2 separate regions of the Mus musculus genome follow, and region 1 is linked to region 2. A link is a loop called in an ENCODE intact Hi-C map of the cell type or tissue named here. Cell type or tissue: left cerebral cortex. All regions are shown on one strand.

Evidence for each region. A loop is a pair of places that touch in the nucleus more often than their neighbours do. Peaks named below come from ENCODE experiments on the same cell type or tissue, not always from the same donor. Only the 100,000 strongest peaks of a DNase experiment are listed, where the experiment ranks them.
Region 1: a loop joins it to region 2, with 3.0 times the contacts of the local background. A loop is called at or near these places in 3 of 42 quality-filtered maps.

Annotation. Positions count from the first base shown.
Region 1 is chr2:27,743,310-27,748,309 of GRCm38, forward strand. The region is part of intron 4 of Rxra (retinoid X receptor alpha); the gene reads left to right. Among named protein-coding and RNA genes, the nearest start is that of Rxra, 69 kb to the left of the region's middle. In left cerebral cortex, a CTCF peak has its summit at 2,733; DNase peaks (open chromatin) are centred at 2,814 and 3,763; H3K27ac peaks cover 1,248 bases.
Region 2 is chr2:27,278,242-27,283,241 of GRCm38, forward strand. It overlaps Vav2 (vav 2 oncogene), which reads right to left. Exons shown (of 28, transcript NM_009500.2): 16 at 4,048-4,149; 17 at 3,660-3,748; 18 at 950-966; 19 at 356-377. Among named protein-coding and RNA genes, the nearest start is that of Sardh, 33 kb to the left of the region's middle. In left cerebral cortex, CTCF peaks have their summits at 859 and 2,817 (motif pointing right); DNase peaks (open chromatin) are centred at 835 and 2,836.

The DNA.
Region 1 (5,000 bases), 470 kb after region 2:
TCTGTCCTTGGGGACATGCCCTCAAGGGAGCACTTGCTGGGAGTAGCTGATACAGCATACCCTCTGGAGGACAGGTCCTTGAGTGGTAGATCTGGGGTGGGCCTCGGCCAGAAGGTGGACCTGAGGCTGTATGAGCCTCTCAGGAGCTGAGCTCAGCCCTGAGTGCACTCTTTCTCAGTGCTATTCCTGGTGATGGGCACTGTTAATGATCTCTGGGTATGAGCTCCCATCTCCTGAAATGGACCACCAGATAAACAGGTAGTCCCTGGCTTTGGTCAGCATGAGCTTGGGAGCTGGTACCTGACCCAGTGTTGGGTGGTGAGCATGGCTCCATGTAGAGATATGTTCAGACTGACGCCTGAGCATGGACAGATTAGGTACTGTGTGCCAGCAGAAGGGAGTAGTGTCTGTGAAAGCCAAGGCTACTAGCACACCTGGCATGTGGCGGGCACTAGAGTTCTGACCCCAGAGAGGGACTCTCTAGCTCTAACATGACCCTTCTACCATTGCTCCAGTGGTTAACCTTGGGTGCTGGCATTCAGATTACAGCTGCCTGAGCTTCCAGAGGTGTGGGCATTGTACATGATGTCCCCTAATCCCAATGGAACAGTAAATCTTGAGGTAGGGAGTCTGGAGTCGTCTAGGTCTTACTATGTACTTCCTGTGGGTGGGGCACTGAGCACCCCCTCTCCAGTCCTTGTCCCCCCATGCCTTTGCCTAACGCTACCTGTCTTGCACAGAAGTAGAAGTGGGGTGCAGAAAAGAGAACTCCACTGCAGCCCGCTCTGTTCCTTGGGCTACACTGTGTGACACCTGAGAAATGCTTTACCCATTCCACTGGAGAGATGCACCCCCGTGCCTCTTTGTTCCAGCTGGATTTTTGAGTATTCAGTATAAGCCCTGTGAAGCTCTGTCTTGCCCTAAACAAAGAAGCCATGCAACTTGGCCCCTTGGGCTGCACGTATATCTGTGTGGCAGCTCTAAGATGTCTGGAGGTCCTTAGGCCCGGTGGGCACTGCCATTCCATGTCTGGTCCTTGGCTGGGGGAAGGGACTTTTTCTTGCCTACCTGAGACCTATCCTATTTCCCAATGCCTGTGGCCGTAGTCCACAGCCCTGCTCTTGAGATGGTTGGCCCTAGAGTATCCTGGGAGCCCACTGTGCAGGGGTCTTTGAGGATTCCCAAGAGCTGGTCCCTACTTCTACTTGCTTTTAGGTATTGGACACTGCCCCCACCCCACCCTGGGATCTGGACCAGTCCCAGACTGAATTAATATTTGATTCCTTCTGTTCTCCTGGGCTAACCACTAGGAGAGTTCTATGAGTAGTGGGTGGGGCTGTTGGCTGTAAGAGTTGAATAGTCTGACAGCCTTTGGAGAAGTTGTGAGGCCGGTTGCCAACACAGGGCCTTTGGCCCAGAGAACGCAGGACGTGCACCGTCGGCTCCCGTGCTAGCTCAGCCCCCAGGTACCCAGCCCCGGTGAGCAGCAGTCATTAAGCCTTGGAGCTGGAATCTAATGATCTCTGTCTTCCAGGCTTGGTCACACATAACCCAGGGAACCGAGACGGGTGTAGAGGTGCTGTGAGGAGGGAACTGACCACAAGAAGGCTGTGTCTCCCTGTGGGGTGGCCCTGCCCTGGGAAAGGCACCCTGTCTTCAGGCTGATGAAGGATACTGCAGGCTGATAGCATCTATGTTGGGCAATAGCAGGGGCCTGCGTGTGCAAGCAGCCACGGGGACTTGTTTGGCAGCATTCCCCAGCTGGGGGTAGGCAGTGCCCTTCTCAGGCTGGGCCTGGACCTGTTGGCTGGGGCAGGTGGTGGTAGGGCTGGGGGCCCTGCAAGTGTGATGATCTGCAGGCTGGAGAGGCTGCACACTACACACCCCATCCTCAGCTCCCTTCCCCTGAGGCCTCTTTGCATTTCCTTCCTGACTCTCTTAGCTTCCTGCACCCTGTTCTCTGGCTCTGGAGCACTTGGGTGCGGAAATGGCAGTTTCGTGTGTGTGTGTGTGTGTGTGTGTGTGTGTGTGTGTGTGTGTGTGTGTGAGAGAGAGAGAGAGAGACAGAGACAGAGACAGACAGACAGAGACAGGGGTGTACCCACCATTTCTGCTATAGGGAAATGGCCCTACCTTAGTTGTTTCTCTGGGCTTAGGTCTTTACCTCTCTGGGCCTGGTGTCTCCATCTGAACATGGGGCTTCAGTAAACAGTTTGTGGGACAGAGCAGAAGACAGCTCAAGCTCAGCTGGTAGTGAGGTTGGAGCATGGTGACCACTGTGTATTTTTGTGTTGTTTGTGCATGATGCATGCCTGTCTGTGTCTTCACTCTTCTTGGGACTTGCCCCAGACTTGTCCTTGAGGGAGGGAATATCATACCCTGAGCTTGGGACCTTGGGAAGAAGCCGTCCAACACTGCCTGGGTATTCAGAAGGGGCAATAAGGCCAGTGTTGATAGAACCTGGTCCTGCCTATTCCAAGGCCCAGCTCTGGGCTTTTAAGGGGACAGAGGAAGGCCACAGTTTCTGGCAGAGCCCCAAACTTGGGAAGCATTAGGATCTGGGATAGCCATTTGCCTCTATATCCTGTTCAGGTCCCTCAGTTCTGCTTGTGCCCAGTGGCTGAGCAGTACCCCAAACACTCCACTTTTGACTGTGTGTCCTAAGTGGGAGCCAGGTGTGCTGGAGGAGGGTCATCTCCTGCTCAGCCTGCATCTGGATCTTGGGAGGGCTGAACCACAGGCTTCAGGCACCACCAGCAGGCTGAGGGAATCTCAGTCTGCGGCAGCCACCTCCCCCGCAAGGCCTGCGCGGGCTTGGAAGGATAACGAGGCTCTGTATTTACAGACGCCTCCCGCCCGAGGCTTCCGGGCGCCAGTGGAGCATAAGTCAAACATGAGTGTGTCTAAAAGGTGATTGAGCTGGCAAAACATAAATCCCCTACTCCCTCTGCCCCCTCCGCTGTCTATAAATAAAACGATAATATTTATAACGATGCCGCCCTGAGCTGCTGGGGCCTTTGGAGGCTTCAAAGTGCTTCACAAAACATTTGCTAATTAATTCTCAGCTGCCCCCGCATGGGAGGCAGGTGTGAGGAGCCCCTCACCCGCCCATGGCCAAGCTCTCAGGGATAACTGGCTGCGGTGAGGGCCTGCCTTCTGGGTTGCCTCCTTCTGGGCTTCCCATATCCCAAGGCTGTCTCTGTGAGCAAGGAAGTCCCTTACTGGGGAATGAAACTGGGCCAGCAGGGTGGGGCCCAGCCTGCTCAGGTACTTCTTTCAGGGTCCCCTGAAGGGCAGACTCTGCATTGACATTTTACAGGAAGTGGGACACAGAGATGCTAGAGGAATTGCCCAAAGTACCACATCTGCTCAAGGTATACCGCTCATTCCAGAGCCTGCCGTTTGCTGTGGCACTTGGCCCTCAGAGTCTGTTTTTCCCATCTGGGAAGGTGAGGCTGTTGAGTTGACATTGTCCTAGCCTGAGGTGGAAGAAGAGTTTTGTCATCTGGCTTTGGGATAGGGTGGCTGCCTGACCCTGGCTACAATTGGTCTGTTCAGGTGTCTCTCAGTGGGGCTGCTTAATATTGGTGGGCTGAGTGGCCAGAGCCCTCAGTGACTTGTGGAGTGACCCTAACACAGATGCACTGGCAGCCACATGGAGGGCCTGTAGAAGCCCAGCTGGGAAGGGATGGAGTCTGGCAGCCTTTTGCAGCCCCCATAGACTGGGCACCATCTGCCCATGGCATTCAACTCTACACCAGCCCCAACCTGCTGTCAGATTTTCCAAAAGAGCCAAGCTTGCAAAACACCAGCCTCTGCCCAGTTCCTCAGCCCAGCTGGTGTTCTGCAGGCGTCAGATCAGCCTCCCATCCTTGGCTTGTTCACAGGTAGAAAGTCTCTGCTACAACCAGGTCATTGGGTTTGGGGAGCTTGGCCCCCAACGTGGGAGAACCCCAGCGCAATGGTATTGGTGGGCCCAGCAAGGAGCGGTAGCCAGGGGATTAAAAATGTCACTCAGAATCGATGCAGAGCTGTGGCAAGAAAGGGAGCCCAGTGGGATCCTGGGAGGACTGAGGGGAGATGGGCAGGGAGAGAAGTCTCCTCCCTGGGAGGTGGCTGCTGGGAGCTATGAAGCCCTCCCCCCTTCAGCCCTCCCCACTTCAGCCCTCCTGTTGGCCCTGTGATTTACTCTGTAAGCCATTCAAGGAGGTTGTAGGCCAGGAGGTAGGTCTGATTGTAGAGCAGGAGGCTGGTGCTGCCCTGCTCGTGAGCTCCTGATGCTGCTGAGCTGTGTGCTCTACCATCTGGGAACTCAAGGGTTAGGAGAGCTCTGACCAAGGTCCTGAGATAGCAGCACCAGGAAGATCCCTTGGGCCACACACACCCTTGGGCTCTCTGAAAGGCGCCCTCCTGGGGCACTGGTCTGGAGAGGAGGTCATCCAGGTCTCCACCTCGCCTGCTGCAGGAACCCAGAATGGAGAGAGGGGCATGTTGGCTGTCCAGGCAGGAACAGAATAGAGTAGGTTCACAGGAGCTGTTAGAGGTGGGTGGGAGGAGAAGGCACGCTCACTCTGTTGCTCCCACCTGAGGCTCTGCACTGGACCTGCTTCCCAGAGGTCAGCCTGCCCACCCCACTAGTTCTTTTCCTTCCATGAGAGCCAGGCTGCTCACAGCTATATGGGGGCTCTTGTCTGGGGTGTGAAGCAGGGTGGGCAGTCCCAAGGCCTGTGGCATCATGGAGGAAGGGGACCAAGCTATGGGCTGTGTGAGGTCGGAGTGCTTCTTGGCAGAGGCAAGGATGGAGAGCATGGGACATTGGGTGCCTTCACCTTTGCCCAGTGTGTCTCTGAGTGTGACTGTCTATTGCTGTGGATGACCACTGTCATCACCTCAGTGGTCACCTGTTTGTCACAGTCACCCATCCTGCCCCTGATCAAGAGAACGTCCTGTACTCTCCTGCGTACTTTTATACGTTGTTCCAGTGAATTGGTTTCTTCATT
Region 2 (5,000 bases):
AAATGTTCCAAAAGATCATGGAACTGTCTTGCCAGGCCTGGTCCAGGTCACTATAGCCCAACAGTGGTAGCATCTGGGTGGGGGTTGAGTTTCCTCTGAGGAAGCTCAGGTTTCATCCAGAATGTTTAAACAGCCTGGGCAGCATCCAGGGGCACAGAAGAATGGCAGTAACCCCTGGGCTTCTTGATCATTCAGGCTTGGTGCTTAGCTCGGCACCTCTACGAACTGTGGATGGAAAGCACTTGGTTCTCTGAAAGTGGGCTCTAAATCAACCTTGGGAGGCAGCCAAAGAGGCGCAGACCCAGCTTGCTGGGAGGATACAGACTGCAGACGTGGCTGAGTCCGACATACTCACCTGGTCCTGCTCCAGGAGCATCCTGTGAGAACAAGGACAGATGTTAGGGAAGGTGTTGCACTTCTGGGCCCCACATCAGTACCGCCCTATGACATGAGTGTCAGGCCATGCCTCCAGTAGATAACTGCAACGCTATTTCCCTCTCCTAACATCTGTCATACCCAACCCTGGGCTCCTCAACCCCACTCTACAACCCCAATTCCCACCTCCCCAAGGACGCCTCCCTGACCATCTCCCAGCCTCTGTTCTGGACACGCCTTGGTCGGCACGACTAAGTGCTGTATGGCAGCGGCATCTCCATGCCCTTGTGGGGCTCAGTGAGCATCCATTCAAGGCTGGATAACAGGGCTGGATCAACAGCTTTCAGGAGACATGGCTTACGTCCTGTAATGACTTCAGTGATTACATGCCCATGGGCATGCTGTACCACGGAGGTGCAGCTGCAGTTGGAGAGCACTAGGGAGATAGAGTGGGTGAGCTGCTAAGACACACGCCAGCTACTGAGCCACCAGGGGAGCTTGCACAGAGTCCTACGTTTCCTATGTTTCTAAGCTGCCAGAGTCCTAAGCAATAGGAAGAGCTGGGAGCACTCACCACATCTGCAGGTGAACCTGTAAAGGAAGCAGATCAGGGGTCAAAGTAGAAGCCTTGACAGAGAGATGGCCTTCACAGTATGCATTCCCCCGACTGGAGGGCTGGCTGACCTTCAGAGGCTGATCATAGACACATATAGACCCAGCCTCGTACCTATGAAAGTTACCTTGACAGCATATTCTGACTTCCGGCTCTAAGGAGCCATGGGGAGCTCGCAGACCGGAAGTCGTACATGAGAAAGCCTGGGCTTCTCTACACAGGCCAACTCTGAATGGTGACAACTGCCAGAGTCACCTGATGGTGCCTGGGGCTCACAGGACAATTTCCATACCTTGTTGGTGATACCTGCCACAGGTAGGCGATACAGAGGTGGATGTACAGGTCCCCTTTGCTATCATCCTCTAAGACAGTCCCACACACCCAAGGACACTAGTCACTCAGCTATCATGTGGGAGGGAAGACATACCCCAGTCATTGGTAGGTGGTCCTTCCTCCTCAGCATGGGTCAAAACAAGGGTCATTACAGCTACAGTGTATGACTGGGGGATCTCAATAACCCCAACTATTGTGGCTGAAGACTGCTCTGGGAACATCTGAGTTTTTTACAAACTCTTTCACACATGATGGTGGGTAGCAATGTTCCACAGGATGGCAACACAGCTTTTGCTCTGCCCAGAGAAGGACTCTCCATGGAAAGGCTCTCAGGAGGGGCTGGTATCTCCCTAGGGGCATCTGGGCTCCCATGGGGGCCACACAGTCCATCTACTTTAGTTGTGGTATTGCTGCAGTTCACAGGGGAAAACTAACCAACGCTTAGCCTTAGAGCAGATCAGAGGGAACATAGCTTGGAGAGCAACAGCATTCCCTACCAGAGGACCGATGGAGCCATGGGTTACATCCTAGCATGTGTGTGTGTGTGTGTGTGTGTGTGTGTGTGTGTGTGTGTGTGTGTGTGTCTAGACACTGGGACGATGTCTAGAGCCAGCCAGGGGTTGTAATGACCACTGTAATGATCAATGACCCCACTGATATAAGAAGGAAATGCCCAACGTGCCTGTTGGTGCCTAAAGGAACTCTGACTCGTCCCTCCACCTTCTTTTCCTTCTCTACATTTCAAACTTCTTCTACAGGTAATAAGTATCTTAATCATTAAGATAGGGGCAGAGGGAAGGCCGGGTGTGGTGGCGCACGCCTTTAATCCCAGCACTCGGGAGGCAGAGGCAGGCGGATTTCTGAGTTCGAGGCCAGCCTGATCTACAAAGTGAGTTCCAGGACAGCCAGGGCTACACAGAGAAACCCTGTCTCGAATAAAGAAAAGGAAAAAAAAAAAAAAAAAAGAGGAGGGAGTAACTCTGAAAATGTATTTTCTAAAAAGAAAGAAAAAGAACAAAAAGAAAACCTAAAATATGCCTAAACATTGTCTTCAGTTACTTCTGTGGCTTTGTTTGTGCATCCTGAGACAGCGTCTCACAGAGCCTAGGCTGGCCTCAAGCTCACTCTATAACCAAGGATGTTTTTGACCCCGATCCTCCTGCCTCCACCTCCTGAAGGTACTCTGCCTACTAAGTTACACACACTCACCCACCATGCTTTTATGTCTAAACAAGCTCATTGACCACACTGCTTCTCCTCTGTTGAGACAGAGTCTTGCTTTATAGCCTTGGTTGGCTTCAACCACGAGTTGTGTGTGCCTCTGCCTTCTGAGTGCTGGAATTAAAGGTGTGTGCCACCATGCCCAATCCTATATCCTTTTGTTTACTTTCTGCCTTAATTCTTTTAATTCTATATTAATAACTAAGTTTGTTAACTTTTAGAATCGAAAAAAGTAGGAAGCAACTATGGCAGTTGCCGTGCATGAGGGGCTCATGGCCACAAGAGGGCGACATTGACCAAATCAAAGCTACTGTCAAGACCCAATTTCTGGGGCTGATCTGGACCAGAGAGACCAAGGTGACAGGGTGTATGCTCAATAGCCAGATAATGATCCCAGGACTCTGTCAAGCACGGGAGGACTGATCCATACTGCACAGAGGGCTGATACAAAGCTGTCCTGCTAGAAGAAATTCTGTCACAGCTCAGCCCCGGGGACTCAGAGTGAGCTGGCCTCTGGTTGGTGGTTCCTGTGTTAGTGCAGTATGTCCCCAGTGGTGGCAAGGACAGGGACCTCCCATTTGAAGCACAGAGAATGGATCCTGGCACTCAGCAGGATCTACTACTTATACAGAGCTGTGAGGCCCTGACACCTCTCAGAACTGTCATCGGCTTTTGGCGAGCACTAGTCACTATGAGATGGAACACCATTTACAAAACTCCAAACGCATTCCCAAATCACACACTCCTAGCCTCCGCGGTCGAGTTCCTGTGCCTGGCACCAGCGAGGCTCGGCCTCAAGCCACCTCATCTGAAAAATGACATGAGAACAAGCACATAGTGCCAGAGCCAGGAGCGGGGCCACTTATGACAGAAGCCTGCATTCCTGCTGAGAACACCCTGGGACCAGGGTGTGGGTGTGGGGCAGAGATGGAGGAGACGGACGGAAAAGTCACAAGAACTTTGGTGAGGAGTTACAGCTATAGCTTTTGATCATCCCTTCCCTTGGCCTCAGTGCCTCTCAGGTGTGTCCCTTGGATTAAAAGGCAGACATGAACAAGTGGTCCTCACGATGAGGAGCAGCAGCGGGGCCCATCTCCACACACTGCCGAGTACTCACTCATCTTGCAGGGGGGGATCACCTCCAGGCATTCCTTGTGTGCCCCGACGCCACATCTGGTACACAGGTATCCCTGGTAGAAGGTACCCCTGTGTGTGGGAGGGTTGGGGTGAGGTGGGGCACAGCTCCCTGCATGCTCAGCCAGTCATCACGATGGCTGACAGTCCATCCCGGAGCATCTGACCACCCTGGCCTGGCCCCTCACTCCATGGTCCCCAGCAGGGGACCCGACCCTCCAATAGCCATGGCTGCTGACCCCCGTAGTTATCATCCTGGTTCTTTGAGACATTACATGGCACCAAGGTGGGGTGGTCAGGTGCCACGGTGTCACAGGGCAGCTACACAGTGGATTCTGGAGCCCAGGGTTGGACAGACAGAAGACACCTACCTGAGAAACATCTTGCAGGCTTTGCAGTTGGTAGTCTTGTCGAATGTGTACATCTGGAAGCTATGATGGTTGGCATTGGCCTTATCTGGCTTGATGTTTGACCTGGTGGAGGAGAAAACTGGTGATCCATGGCCAGGCACTCCCTAAGCCCACAAATACAGCGACAACTGCATGAGGAGCCTGGCTACACACACCAGGAATCTGCGCTCCAGCCTGGCTCTCCCTAAGATGGGCAGGGGGCAAGACTGAGGGTTAGGGAGGGGCTCAGGCCTGAGTGCCCGCGGGGTGAGCACCCTGCAGAGGTTATTAAATGGCCCAGGAGTGTCAAGCTTAGCAGGTGAAGGCAGTTGTCCCTCCTGGTCTATAGTTTACCTATAATCCATTGTAGACTGATAACATTACATGGAAAACCTCAGAACTGAGCAGCTTGTTGTGAGCCAGGACATGGCTCACCCTCTGACACTATACATGAATCAGTGGTCACTCAGTGGCCAGCTGGTATCAAGTCAACTGTCACCAACACAGTGCTTGCTTTCCAGTGACTTGGACTGTACATAGGCCCCTGTGCAAGTGTAAAGATTGGCCATTCATTAAAACCCATCGGACAACCATCTAGTGACTAGTTCTCAGGTGTTACTTGTTCTTACACACTGCCCCCTGCCATAGGTCCGAATGCTGAGGAACTGTCGTGCACATAAGGTTTGTCCTTTGTACCTAAATCTCACCACGTGGAAAGTCTCAAGGAGTGGTATGTTCCCCAGAAATCCCCAAACCCATAGGGCCTCTAGAGCCAGTGGCACACACCACTCCCACCCCCTTAGCCCCTCTGCTCTATGTGTTGGGGTGCCCCCTCAACAACATGGGGCACTTCCTAGACTTCCAAGCCAAGTCACAACCTAGCTGTCAAGTCTGAGGTTCTGCCCATCTAGCAGGACACCGGATGCCTCTGTCAA